Linked DNA regions of Homo sapiens: region 1 is linked to region 2. Evidence: read pairs that join two places in POLR2A ChIA-PET (ENCODE). Cell type or tissue: PC-9. All regions are shown on one strand. Each heading gives the region's core, and the rest is flanking DNA. Links, peaks and the distances in the headings are about the cores only.

Region 1 (5,905 bases), core at 838-4,837, 150 kb before region 2:
CTCCCAAAGTGCTGGGATTACTGGCATGAGCCACTAAGACGGGCCCCTTTCTTTTATTTTCCATCTCTGCCTCCAAGCTCTTTGTCCTCAAATTACAAATAGTCTCCTGGTATCCTCTATTATACACATAACACTTCCAATCTACTTCCATATAGTAGCCAGAATGTCCTTTTTAAAAAATGCAAACCTGGCCAGGCACGGTGGCTCATGCCTGTAATCCCAGCACTTTGGGAGGCCCAGGTGGGCGCATCAGCTGAGCTGAGGAGTTCAAGACCAGCCTGGGCAACATGGTGAAACTCTGTCTCTACCAAAAATACAAAAACTTAGCCAGGCTTGGTGCACATGCCTGTAATCCCAGCTACTTGGGAGGCTGGGGCACAAAAATCCCTTGAACCTGGGAGGTGGACATTTCAGTGAGCCGAGATCACGCCAATGCACTCCAGCCTGGATGACAGAGCAAGACACTGACTCAAAAAAACAAAAACAAAAACAAACACAAAAATAAAAAATGCAAACCTAATCAAGTCACTCTCCCGCTTATAACCTTCTGGTCACTTCCTACTGCTCTGAAGATGTTCTGCGCTTTCTGGCCCTTGCTTACCTCACACCAGCCTGAACTCATGTCAGTCTCCCTTTGTGCTCTGCTTTGCCCATACTGGCCTCCTCGCACTGCCTCAAACTGGCCTGTGCTCCTCCTGCCATTTGGCTTTCCACATGCTGTTCTCTCTAGTTGGAATGCACCGCTCGCTTTTCCTCATCCCATCCACCCCATCCCTCTTGGCCTATTAAATTCCTGTTCGTTCTTCCAAAGTTCAGCTCAAACTCAACTTTCCCAGACTCTGTTAACTGCCCTCGATCTATGTCAAGGTATTCTAGCCACCTTTTTAAAGCACTTATCCAACTGTAATTAAATAAATGTGTAATTAGTTGGCTGGGTGCGGTGGCCCATGCCTGTAATCCAGCACTCTGGAAGGCAGGTGGATCACTCAAGGCCAGGAGTTCAAGACCAGCCTTGGCAGCCTGGCAAAACCCCATCTCTACTAAAAATACAAAAATTAGGGCCAGGCACGGTGGCTCATGCCTGTAATTCTAGCACTTTGGGAGGCCGAGGCGGGTGGCTCACTTGAAGCCAGGAGTTCAAGACCAGCCTGGCCAACATGGTGAAACCTGTAATCCCAGATACTTGGGAGGCTGAGGCACAAGAATTGCTTAAATCCGGGAGGTGGAGGTTGCAGTGAGCTGAGATCGCACCACTGCACTTCAGCCTGGGTGACAGAGTGCGACTCCATCTCAAAAACAAAACAAAACAAAAATTAGGCCAGGCGCGGTGGCTCACACCTGTAATCCCGGCACTTTGGGTGGCCGAGGAGAGCAGATTACGAGGTCAGGAGATTGAGACCATCCTGGCTAACATGGTGAAACCCCGTCTCTACTAAAAATACAAAAAAATTAGCTGGCCGTGGTGGCGGGCGCCTGTAGTCCCAGCTACTCGGGAGGCTGAGGCAGGAGAGTGGCGTGCATCCAGGAGGTGGAGCTTTCAGTGAGCCGAGATCGCTCCACTGCACTCCAGCCTGGGCGACAGAGCGAGACTCTGTCTCAAAAAAAAAAAAAAAAAATAGATGGGCATGGTGGCCTGTGGCTGTAGTTCCAGTTACTCAAGAGACTGAGGCAGGACAATTGCTTGAACCAGGGAGGTAGAGGTTGCAGCCCGGGCAAAAGAGCAAGACTGTTTCAAAAAACAAAAAAATTAAAAAAAATAATGTGTAATTAGTTATTTGGTATCTGTCTCCCCAGGCCGAACATGGCTATCATATTCTCTCCTGTTTCCATAGTGTTTAGAATTATGACTTGCAAAGAGCAGGTACTCAGTAAATACTTGAATAAATGCATGAATATTTGTCACCCCAGTACAAGAGAAATCTCTTGCCAAGACTCCACCTAAAACTTTAAAAATGCCTCTACTTGCTGGGCACAGTGGCTCACGCCTGTAATCCCAGCATTCTGGGAGGCCAAGGCAGGTAGATCGCTTGATCTCAGGAGTCTGAGACCAGCCTGGGCAATATGGCCAGATCCTGTCTCTATAAAAATTAAATATATATATAAAAAATAAAAGGCCTGGTACGGTGGCTCATGCCTGTAATCCCAGCACTCTGGGAGGCCAAGGTGGGTGGATCACCTGAGGTTGGGAGTTTGAGACCAGCCTGGCCAACACAGTGAAACCTCATCTCTACTAAAAATACAAAAATTAGCTGGGTATGGTGGCGGGCACTGTAATCCTAGCTACTCAAGAGGCTGAGGCAGGAGAATCACTTGAACCCGGGAGGCAGAGGTTGCAGTGGGCCAAGATCGCACCATTGCGCTCCAGCCTGGGTGACAGAGTGAGACTCTGTCTCAAAAACAAACAAACAAACAGAAAAACTAAAATAAAATAAATAAAAAAAAATAAAATGCCTCTACTGTTTAAACCTACAACTTCAGGTCTGCTACCACCAGTTCACAAGACTGAGTCACTGGTGATTTACCAAATCTAATGGTGTTATTAAGCCTATCCTAAAAAATATCTCTGCAGCAGTTGGCATGATCTTTTCTCCGCTGAGTAACTTTCTTTTCTTTTCTTTTGAGGTGTAGTGTCGCTCTTGTCGCCCAGGCTGGAGTGCAATGGCGCAATCTCAGGTTCAAGGAATTCTTGTGCCTCAGCCTCCCAAGTAGCTGGGATTACAGGCGTCTGCCACCACGCCCAGCTAATTTTTGTATTTTTAGTAGAGACGGGGTTTCACTATGTTAGCCAGGCTGGTCTTGGAACTCCTGACCTAAGGCGATCCACCCATCTCAGCCTCCCAATGTGCTAGGATTATAGGCGTGAGCCACCGCTCCCAGCCTTTTTGTTTTTGTTTTTTTTTTGAGGCGGAGTCTCACTCTGTTGCCCAGGCTGGAGTGCAGTGGCATGATCTCGGCCCACTGCAACCTCCACCTCCCAGGTTCAAGCGATTCTCCTGCCTTAGCCTCCTAAGTAGCTGGGACTACAGGGGCACACCACCACACCTGGCTATTTTTTTTATTTTTAGTAGAGACGGGGTTTCACCATGTTAGCCAGGCTGGTCTCGATCTCCTGACCTCATGATCCGCCTGCCTCAGCCTCCCAAAGTGTTGGGATTACAGGCATGAGCCACCGTGCCTGGCCACCAGCCTTTGTTTTTTTTTTTTTTTTTTTTTTTGAGAGGGACACGGAGTCTTTCTCTGTCACCCAGGCTGGAGTGCAGTGGTATGTATGATCTTAGCTCACTGCAATCTTCACCTGCTGGGTTCAAGTGATTCTCCTGACTCAGCCTCCCAAGTAGCTGGGATTACAGTCACATGCCACCATGCCCAGCTAATTTTTTTTTTTTTTTAAAGTAGAGACTGGGCTTCACCATGTTGGACAGGGTGATCTCAAACTCCTGACCTCAAGTGATCTGCCCGCCTTGGCCTCCCAAAGTGCTGAGATTACAGGCATGAGCTACTGTGCCCAGCCTGTCTACCTCACTTTCTAAGCAGGAAGAAGCCACCTTAGATTCTTCCTTCTCTCTCAACCACTCAGTCATTCAGTCAGTCCTTTCATATTTAACTCCTAAATACTTCTGTAACTCCCTAAAATCAGGTTCTTATCTCTGTCCTGGAATGTTATCACTAATTGATCTCTGTTATCAACAATATCATGCTCCAATTTACCATATATTAGTCATTTTCCTCTATAAAAATCATACTCTACTTTAAAATGCAAACTTCTTCGTTTGGCTTAAAAGACCTTGTCCAATCTAGCCTCAGCCTCTTTCTCCAGTCTCCTTTCTCAATTTCTTACCTTAGATTCATAAATATCAAATACGCTGACCTCTGAGTCATAAATATCAAACACCCTTGACCTTGCCACAAACCCATCACAGTACCTTTGCGGATGCTTTCCCCAACCTGGAATTCCTTTTTTCTCTCCTCACTGGCAAATAACCTTCAAGACCCTATTCAAACATCACCTCCGCTGTAAAGCTTTTCCTACATCCCCAGGTAATTACCCCCCTTTTCTCCAGGGTTGCCTACCAAGTGTCCTTTTTAATGTATTTCCATTATCTCACTTGTCACAGTGTTTTATAATTATTTGCAGAATCTGTTTCCTACTAGATCGTGAGCTTCTTGAGGGCAGGAGCCTTGTCTTACTCATTTTTCTATCCCTAGTGCCTGCCATTATGTCTGACCCATAGCAGGACCTCAATAAATATTTGTTGAATAAATGACTCCGGGCCCTAAAACAAATGTAAGCGCACAGAGCAATAGGCTTTCTGCAGGGGTGGTTTACATAAATCGCATAAACACCAGATTTTCATTTGATGGGAATTAGATCTTTACTCCATGAAGAGAAGCGTTCTAGTTCATCATCTGACAGTGGTCACTCATCACCACCACTCTCAACCCCATGAGAAGCCACTTTTGAGGAAGAATGGAGTGGAGGAGAGGTCTTTACCGCTTCTCCAAATGGCAGTGTGTGATAACGATTCTGAACGACTATGGGGAAAAAAATCTACCGAGGCTGGAGACCCTGGAGAATGGGGGCAGCAACTATCTTCCTGGCCATGCACACTAGCCCTTCAAGACACGTCTCTAACCCCCACACCGCACCCCTCCCTCGTCTACACCCATCAGCGGGGCCTCGATCCTGCTGCCCCGCCCCCTCTTTCTCCGCACCCTCCAATATTTCCTGCCACAGAACCGCTTCATAATTGTGACCTTCTCGTCACTGGAACTTAAGGGCTACAGATCCTCTCATCCCTGATCCCCGCACCACTCTGCAGCCCCGACCCCCACCTCCAGCCTGCTCTTACTGTCCAGATAATGTTCCAAATACATCCCCGCAGCCATCTCGAAGCAAAACAAAGCAACTTCCGATCCGCCCCGGAAGTGACTGTAACGCGACAGGGGCCGAAGCCATTTTGCGGCTAAAGCCTTTCCGCCCTTAAAAGGAGAACTTCCGCCCTTAAAAGGAGAACTTCCGCCCTTAAAGGAGAACTTCCGCCCTTACTATATTACCGCCGGTACACATCCGCCCGACACTGAAACTTTTCCTTTTGCATGGTAGCCACGACCGCCCACAGTGAGGCGGCTGTAGCCCGCTTCCGCCCTTACAGACACCCCAGGACGCGACCGAGACAGGTATGACGTCACTGGAGGTCGCCATTTTGCATTCTCTAGCAAACTTTTTTCCCTCCAAAACGGGAATGTATGGTAATCCGTGCAGGGGTAACTGTTCACTTTAGGCTCATATTGCGTAAACATACCTTCTCAGCAACTGGAAGATCCAACTTTTTTTCCCTCTTTTGCAGAATGACTTTTTTCAAGCCAGTTAGTTTCTTAAGGAAGTTGGGGAAGAGTATCAGGCCTTGAGACATTTAAACCGTCTGAATTTCTATTCACTCACACAAACACCATCTCCCCCAGCATTATTTTTTTAACTTGAGAAAGATGATCACCTTTCTACTTATAAATACAAAGAATGACTCATAATAAAGCTATAATTCTGCACATCTTTTGTCAGAGCTCCTGTACGTTACACTAGAATACACTTTCACATATAAAATATTACTTCCTGCCTTGCCCTCTTGCTTTTTTTTTTTTTTTTTTGAGACAGAATTTTCACTCTTATTGCCCAGGCTGGAGTGCAATGGCGTGATCATGGCTCACCGCAACCTCCACCTCCCGGGTTCAAGTGATTCTTCTGTCTCAGCCTCCCGTGTAGCTGGGATTACAGGTATGCACCATCACGCCAGACTAATTTTGTATTTTTAGTAGAGATGGGGTTTCTCCATGTCGGTGAGGCTGGTCTCGAACTTCCGACCTCAGGTGATCTGCCCACCTCAGCCTCTCAAAGTGCTGGGATTAC
Region 2 (5,905 bases), core at 924-4,923:
CAAAGTGGGGCAGAACCAGAGTAGGCCACGCTTTTAAGAAGTTTGGTAAAGGAACTGTGAAAGGAATGTAGTTGAATTTCAGGGTAAGCTGGGGAATTAAAGCAGTGTGTAGATCCAGGGCAAACAGCAAGTAGGGCAGGAACCACTGAAGGAACAAATAAAGGGGGAGGTTGGGTCCAGGTTGTCTTGAGTAGGGAAGTTTTTTTAAAAAGTGTGAAACTGAAGGTGTGGGGTGGATTGGGTGCCTGCCGTGCTCTGAGGAAGCTTGGGGCAACTGTGTGCTGAGGCTGTGAGGTTGTCTGGAAGGGGCTCCTGGACAGTAAGAGCTGAGCAGTGGGGAAGAGGACTGTGTGGTCTGGAAGAGGAGAGAAAGGAGAGTGAGTGACTGAACTGGTATCCAGGCTCCCACACCAAGGCAGAAAGAGGGAGAGGACCTGGGCATCTCAGGGAGGCAGAGGCAGTACCAAGCAGGGTGAGAGGCTTTAGTCTTAGCCACCTTTGCCCCATTCCTCCAAATATACATTCTAAGTAAAAACAAAACAAAACAGAACTGTTTGCTATGTAAATTTAGCTTCTAAAGCCCTGTTCTACAGAGATTTTGGAGCTTCCACTGCACCCAGAAAATGCACAGCTAAAGAGAAAACTTCCCTTGGTGATGGTTATTAGATTTTACAAGAAGAGGCCAAAGGAGACACATACTTATGCCAGAAGAACTTTCCAGAGATAGCATTGCATAGCGAAATAGCCTGAATTATTTTTATTTTTTAAAACATTTTTTCTTTTCTTTTTTCTTTTCTTTTTCTTTTTTTTTTTTTTTTTTTGAGACAGAGTCTCACTCTGTCACCCAGGCTGGAGTGCAGTGGCGTGATCTTGGCTCACTGCAATCTCCACCTCCCGGGTTCAAGCCATTCTCCTCCCTCAGCCTCCCAAGTAGCTGGGATTACAGGCATGCGTCACTATGCTCTGGCTAATTTTTTTTTTCTTTTTTTTTTTGGTATTTTTAGTAGAGATGGGGTTTCACCATGTTGGCCAGGCTGGTCTTGAACTCCTGACCTCAAGTGATCCACCGCCTTGGCCTCCCAAAGTGCTGGGATTTCAGGCGTGAGCCACCGCACCCGGCCAAAAATTTCTTTTCTTTAAGATGAGGCCTCACTCTGTTGCCCAGGCTGGAGTGCAGTGTTACAATCATAGCTCACTGTAACTTTGAACTCCTGGGCTCAAGTGATCCTCCTGCTTCAGCCTCTCAAGTAGCTGGGATTACAGGCATGTGCCACCACACCCAGCTAATTTTTTTTAAAATAATTTTTTTTAGAGACGAGGGTCTCGATTGGCTGCCTAGGTTGGTCCCAGACTCCTGACGGGCTGCATTTTAATCCTAGCTCCACCACTTACGGGAGTCAAAATTCAAAAGATAGAAAAGGGCATATAGGCTGGGTGCAGTGGCTCACACCTGCAATCCCAGCAATTTGGGAGGCTGAGGTGGGCGGGTTGCTTGAGGTCAGGAGTTCGAGATCAGCCTGGGCAACATGGCAAAACTTGTATCTACTAAAAATACAAAAATTAGCCAGATGTGGTGGTGTACACCTGTAATCCCAGCTACTCCGAAGGCTGAGGCAAGAGAATCCCTTGAACTCAGGAGGCAGAGGTTACAATGAGCAGAGATCGAACACTCGACTCCATAAAAACAAACAAACAAAAAAAGAAAGCAGGCTGGGTGTGGTGGCTCACGCCTGTAACCCCAGCACTTCGGGAGGCCAAGGCGAGCGGATCACCTGAGGTTGGGCATTCGAGACCAGCCTGACCAACAAGGAGAAACCCTGTCTCTACTGAAAATACAAAATTAGCCGGGCTTGGTTGCGCATGCCTGTAATCTCAGCTACTCGGGAGGCAGAGGCAAGATAATTGCTTGAACCCGGGAGGCGGAGGTTGCGGTGAGCCAAGATCATGCCATTGCACTCCAACCTGGGCAACAATAGCGAAACTCCATCTCAAAAAAAAAAAAGCAAAGGGCATATAGTGAAAAGCTTTCTTCCTACACATGAGTATTCACTTCCTCTTCCTAGAGGCAACCAAGGTTATTTTTGTGTGTGTGTGTGTGTGTGTGTGTGTGTGTGTGTGTTTTGGGACAGTCTCACTCTCTCACCAAGGCTGGAATGCAGTGGTGCGATCTCACTGCAAACTCTGCCTCCCAGTCTCAAGCGATCTTGTGCCTCAGCCTCCCAGTTTTTTTTTCTTTTAAATGGGGTCTCATTCTGTCGCCCAGGGTGGAGTGCAGTGGCATGATCATAGCTCACTGCAGCCTCGACCTCCTGGGTCAGGTTATCCTCCCACCTCAGCCTCCGGCATAGCTGGGGCTACTGGCATGCACCACCACACTCAGTTAATTTTTTTTCTTTTTTGAGACAGAGTCTCACTCTGTCACCTAGACTGGAGTGCAGTGGTGCCATCTCATTTGTTTCACTGCAACCTTTGACTTCTGGGCTCAAGTGATTCTCCCACCTCAGCCTCCCAAGGCGGCTAATTAAAAAAAATTTTTTTTTTTTTTTTTTTAGAGATGGGGTTTCGCCATGTTGCCCAGGCTGATCTCGAACTCCTGGGCACAAACAATCTTTCCACCTCGATCTTTCAAAGAGCTGGGATGAGAGATTTCCACCATGCCTGGCCTCATTTTCTTTTTTAATTTTTTTTTAGACATTATAGCTCTTTTTAATGGCCTCATTTTCTTATGTTTAATTCGAGAATTATTCTTTTCATATACAAAGAATATATTTTCTCCACCTTTAAAAACAAATAGTAGACTGTTTAACATCTCGCTTTATTCAGTTAGTGATGTTTCTTAGATACGGGTCCAAATTAGTACACAAAGCACTTCCTCATTCCTCTCTTACGGCTGCATAGCAGTCCACTGAATGGGTGAGCTATGATCTATTTAACCTATTCTTTATTGATGGACATTTGGTTTTGTATATACATTTGTAATTCTGTATAGATTACAAATCACCATCCAAAGAAATTGTACTGGTTTATTCTCCTACAATGTGTGAGAGTTGGGTAATTACTTAATCTCAATATGTGAGAGTTTAGGCAGTTACCTAATCTCTCTGAGTCTCAGTTTCTCTATCTGCAAAATAAACAAAACAGTGTTGACAGTATCTATTTCTCGGAATTATTGTGGAGATTACTGAGATGATGCCTGTAAAGTATTTGGCATGTAGGAGTTGGTGCTCTCCAAATAAGGATATGATTTTATTTGTATTTGTGAGCTACTGTCCCAGCCAGGTAAATGGATATGATGAGACCTCCTTGCCAGACCGGGTTTCTCTGATTAGAACGAGGAGCAGATGTTGCAGGAAATTAGCAACTGATATCAGAAGAGCCGTGGGCATTCTCTTGCCAGAGGTGCCCTGTCTCCAGGGCGCCTCAGTCCCCCCCCATATGTCTTCTGCTCCCAGGTCCATCCAAGCTGAATGATCGCGCTGACTCAAGAAGAAGCCTTTGGGACCAAGGAAACTTTCCCCTGATCATCAAGAATCTTAAGATAGAAGACTCAGATACTTACATCTGTGAAGTGGAGGACCAGAAGGAGGAGGTGCAATTGCTAGTGTTCGGATGTGAGTGGGGCAGGTGGGGATGAGGATACCTCCTGCCTGGTTCCCTTCCCCACTACTCCCACCCCTGCACCAAATCCAGCCTGAGCTGGTGATACCGCAGCAGCCCCAAGAGGACCAGGCTGTCAAACTGGCCTCCAAATGTCTTAAAACCCTTCTTGATCAGGTGAGGGATGCTGGTGGGCGGAGGAGGGAAGAGGCCTTGGGAAAAGGAAAGAAAAGGGAAGGAGGCAAGGGAAGGAGGGAGAGAGACTGGGGAAGAGAGGATGAGGGGAGAGGAGGAAAGAAGAGAGAGAGGAGGGGAGAGGGAAACCCTATCTTGGCTGGGGGTGCGCAGCTGGGTGCTGGGAGGAAGGAGATGTTGGGACGGCGATAATGGAGAGATGTTGTTGGTTTCCTGTTGTCTGCCCTTCTCCTTGGGGATGGTATGTGTGTGACACAGCTGGCCTTTCCCTCCACAGTGACTGCCAACTCTGACACCCACCTGCTTCAGGGGCAGAGCCTGACCCTGACCTTGGAGAGCCCCCCTGGTAGTAGCCCCTCAGTGCAATGTAGGAGTCCAAGGGGTAAAAACATACAGGGGGGGAAGACCCTCTCCGTGTCTCAGCTGGAGCTCCAGGATAGTGGCACCTGGACATGCACTGTCTTGCAGAACCAGAAGAAGGTGGAGTTCAAAATAGACATCGTGGTGCTAGGTAAGGGAAGCCCCTCTTCGCGCAGTCTCCTCCCTGCCCCAGGGGCTGACAGCCCCTCCCTCTGCTCTGACTGCCCTGTTTCTGGTTCTGGTGCTGGGAGGTCAGGAGTGGAGAAGACTAGGTCCCCTAGAGCTGAGGCCTGTCTTGAAGGACTCACTGGGGCCCTCATCCTCAGGGGGCTGATTGGCAGCCACCCCTCAGTGTGGTGGACATGGAGAAAGGAAAGGCTGGGGAAGGTAAGGATGCTAGAGGCCCGAGTCTCCTTTGGAGGCCCCAAAGGAGGAATGTCAGGGAGCTTACTTTCTTTGTTGCCTCAGCTCCACACCCCTACCAAGTTGGCAAATCCACTTACTCAGGGACACTAACACCAGTAAGCCAACCCTGATGATGTTCTATGTTGTACCTCTGGACCTCTAAGCCAGGCCACTGTGGGGAGACCAAGGTCCTACCCCAGATCCTGTCCCCTGGGTGCTTATGTGACTTAAGGTAGACATAAGGTAGTGTGCCAGTTTAGTGCATGTACGCTGATTGAAATCCTGGTTCTGCCACAACCATGTGACCTTGGGTGAGTTACTAAACCTCTCTGCACCTTGGTTTCAGCCTCTGTGAAATGGGGATGATGTTAACTGCCATAGTGACTACCTCGTATTAAGTTGAGGACTGATATACGTAAGGCACTGAAAATGGTGCCTGGCACAGAGTAAGCCCTAGTTAAGTGTTCGCTGTTATTTTGTGAAGGGTGATGAATACGCCTCTAAGGAGTGGAGGCCAAATGGCTTCTGTGGTCCAGGAATCCTAAGGACAGCAAGGATCCCCTGTGGCTGGGCTGCTCTGTGATGGCTTCCGGGAGGAGGGAGGTGGCCTGCTGTAGGAAAATGCTGGGTGGAAGAAGGGAGAGAAGGCTGGAGAGGTAGGAAGGAACTGAAGTATCTGAAGTGACAAGGTGGGTGTCTGGACTCGTCGGGTCCCCTTCCATCTCCCTGCTGCCTCCACATGCCAACCCCACTCGTGCACCCTCATCTTCCTATCTCCTCACCCAGGGTCTCTCCCTTCCCACCTCCAGCTTTCCAGAAGGCCTCCAGCATAGTCTATAAGAAAGAGGGGGAACAGGTGGAGTTCTCCTTCCCACTCGCCTTTACAGTTGAAAAGCTGACGGGCAGTGGCGAGCTGTGGTGGCAGGCGGAGAGGGCTTCCTCCTCCAAGTCTTGGATCACCTTTGACCTGAAGAACAAGGAAGTGTCTGTAAAACGGGTTACCCAGGACCCTAAGCTCCAGATGGGCAAGAAGCTCCCGCTCCACCTCACCCTGCCCCAGGCCTTGCCTCAGTATGCTGGCTCTGGAAACCTCACCCTGGCCCTTGAAGCGAAAACAGGAAAGTTGCATCAGGAAGTGAACCTGGTGGTGATGAGAGGTGAGGGGCCAGGCCAGGGAGGGGTGGGCAGGGGAAGGAGTTGGAGGGGCCTGGCCCAGGGCTCCCTCTGAGGCAAGCCAGGCCCCAAGAGGGGATGCCTAGGCCCTGGTCACCTGGATGAAGTGAGGGAGGGCCCTCTGGGTTTGGGGCTGGTTTTGAACTGAGACATCCATGAGCCAGCCTGGGGCTGG

What was found. Peaks named below come from ENCODE experiments on the same cell type or tissue, not always from the same donor. Only the 100,000 strongest peaks of a DNase experiment are listed, where the experiment ranks them.
Region 1: POLR2A ChIA-PET joins it to region 2 with 5 read pairs; 9 of 35 experiments call an interaction of 5 or more read pairs at or near these places.

Annotation. Positions count from the first base shown.
Region 1 is chr12:6,658,215-6,664,119 of GRCh38, forward strand. ING4 (inhibitor of growth family member 4) reads right to left here and starts at 4,905. Exons shown (of 8, transcript NM_016162.4): 1 at 4,851-4,905. The coding sequence starts at 4,887. RefSeq lists an enhancer at 4,876-4,935. In PC-9, for the core only: no CTCF peak of the experiment used is centred there; no DNase peak of the experiment used is centred there; H3K4me3 peaks cover 1,368 bases.
Region 2 is chr12:6,810,690-6,816,594 of GRCh38, forward strand. It overlaps CD4 (CD4 molecule), which reads left to right. Exons shown (of 10, transcript NM_000616.5): 4 at 3,453-3,611; 5 at 4,070-4,303; 6 at 5,367-5,714. Among named protein-coding and RNA genes, the nearest start is that of GPR162, 8.2 kb to the right of the region's middle. In PC-9, for the core only: no CTCF peak of the experiment used is centred there; a DNase peak (open chromatin) is centred at 2,882; H3K27me3 peaks cover 2,025 bases.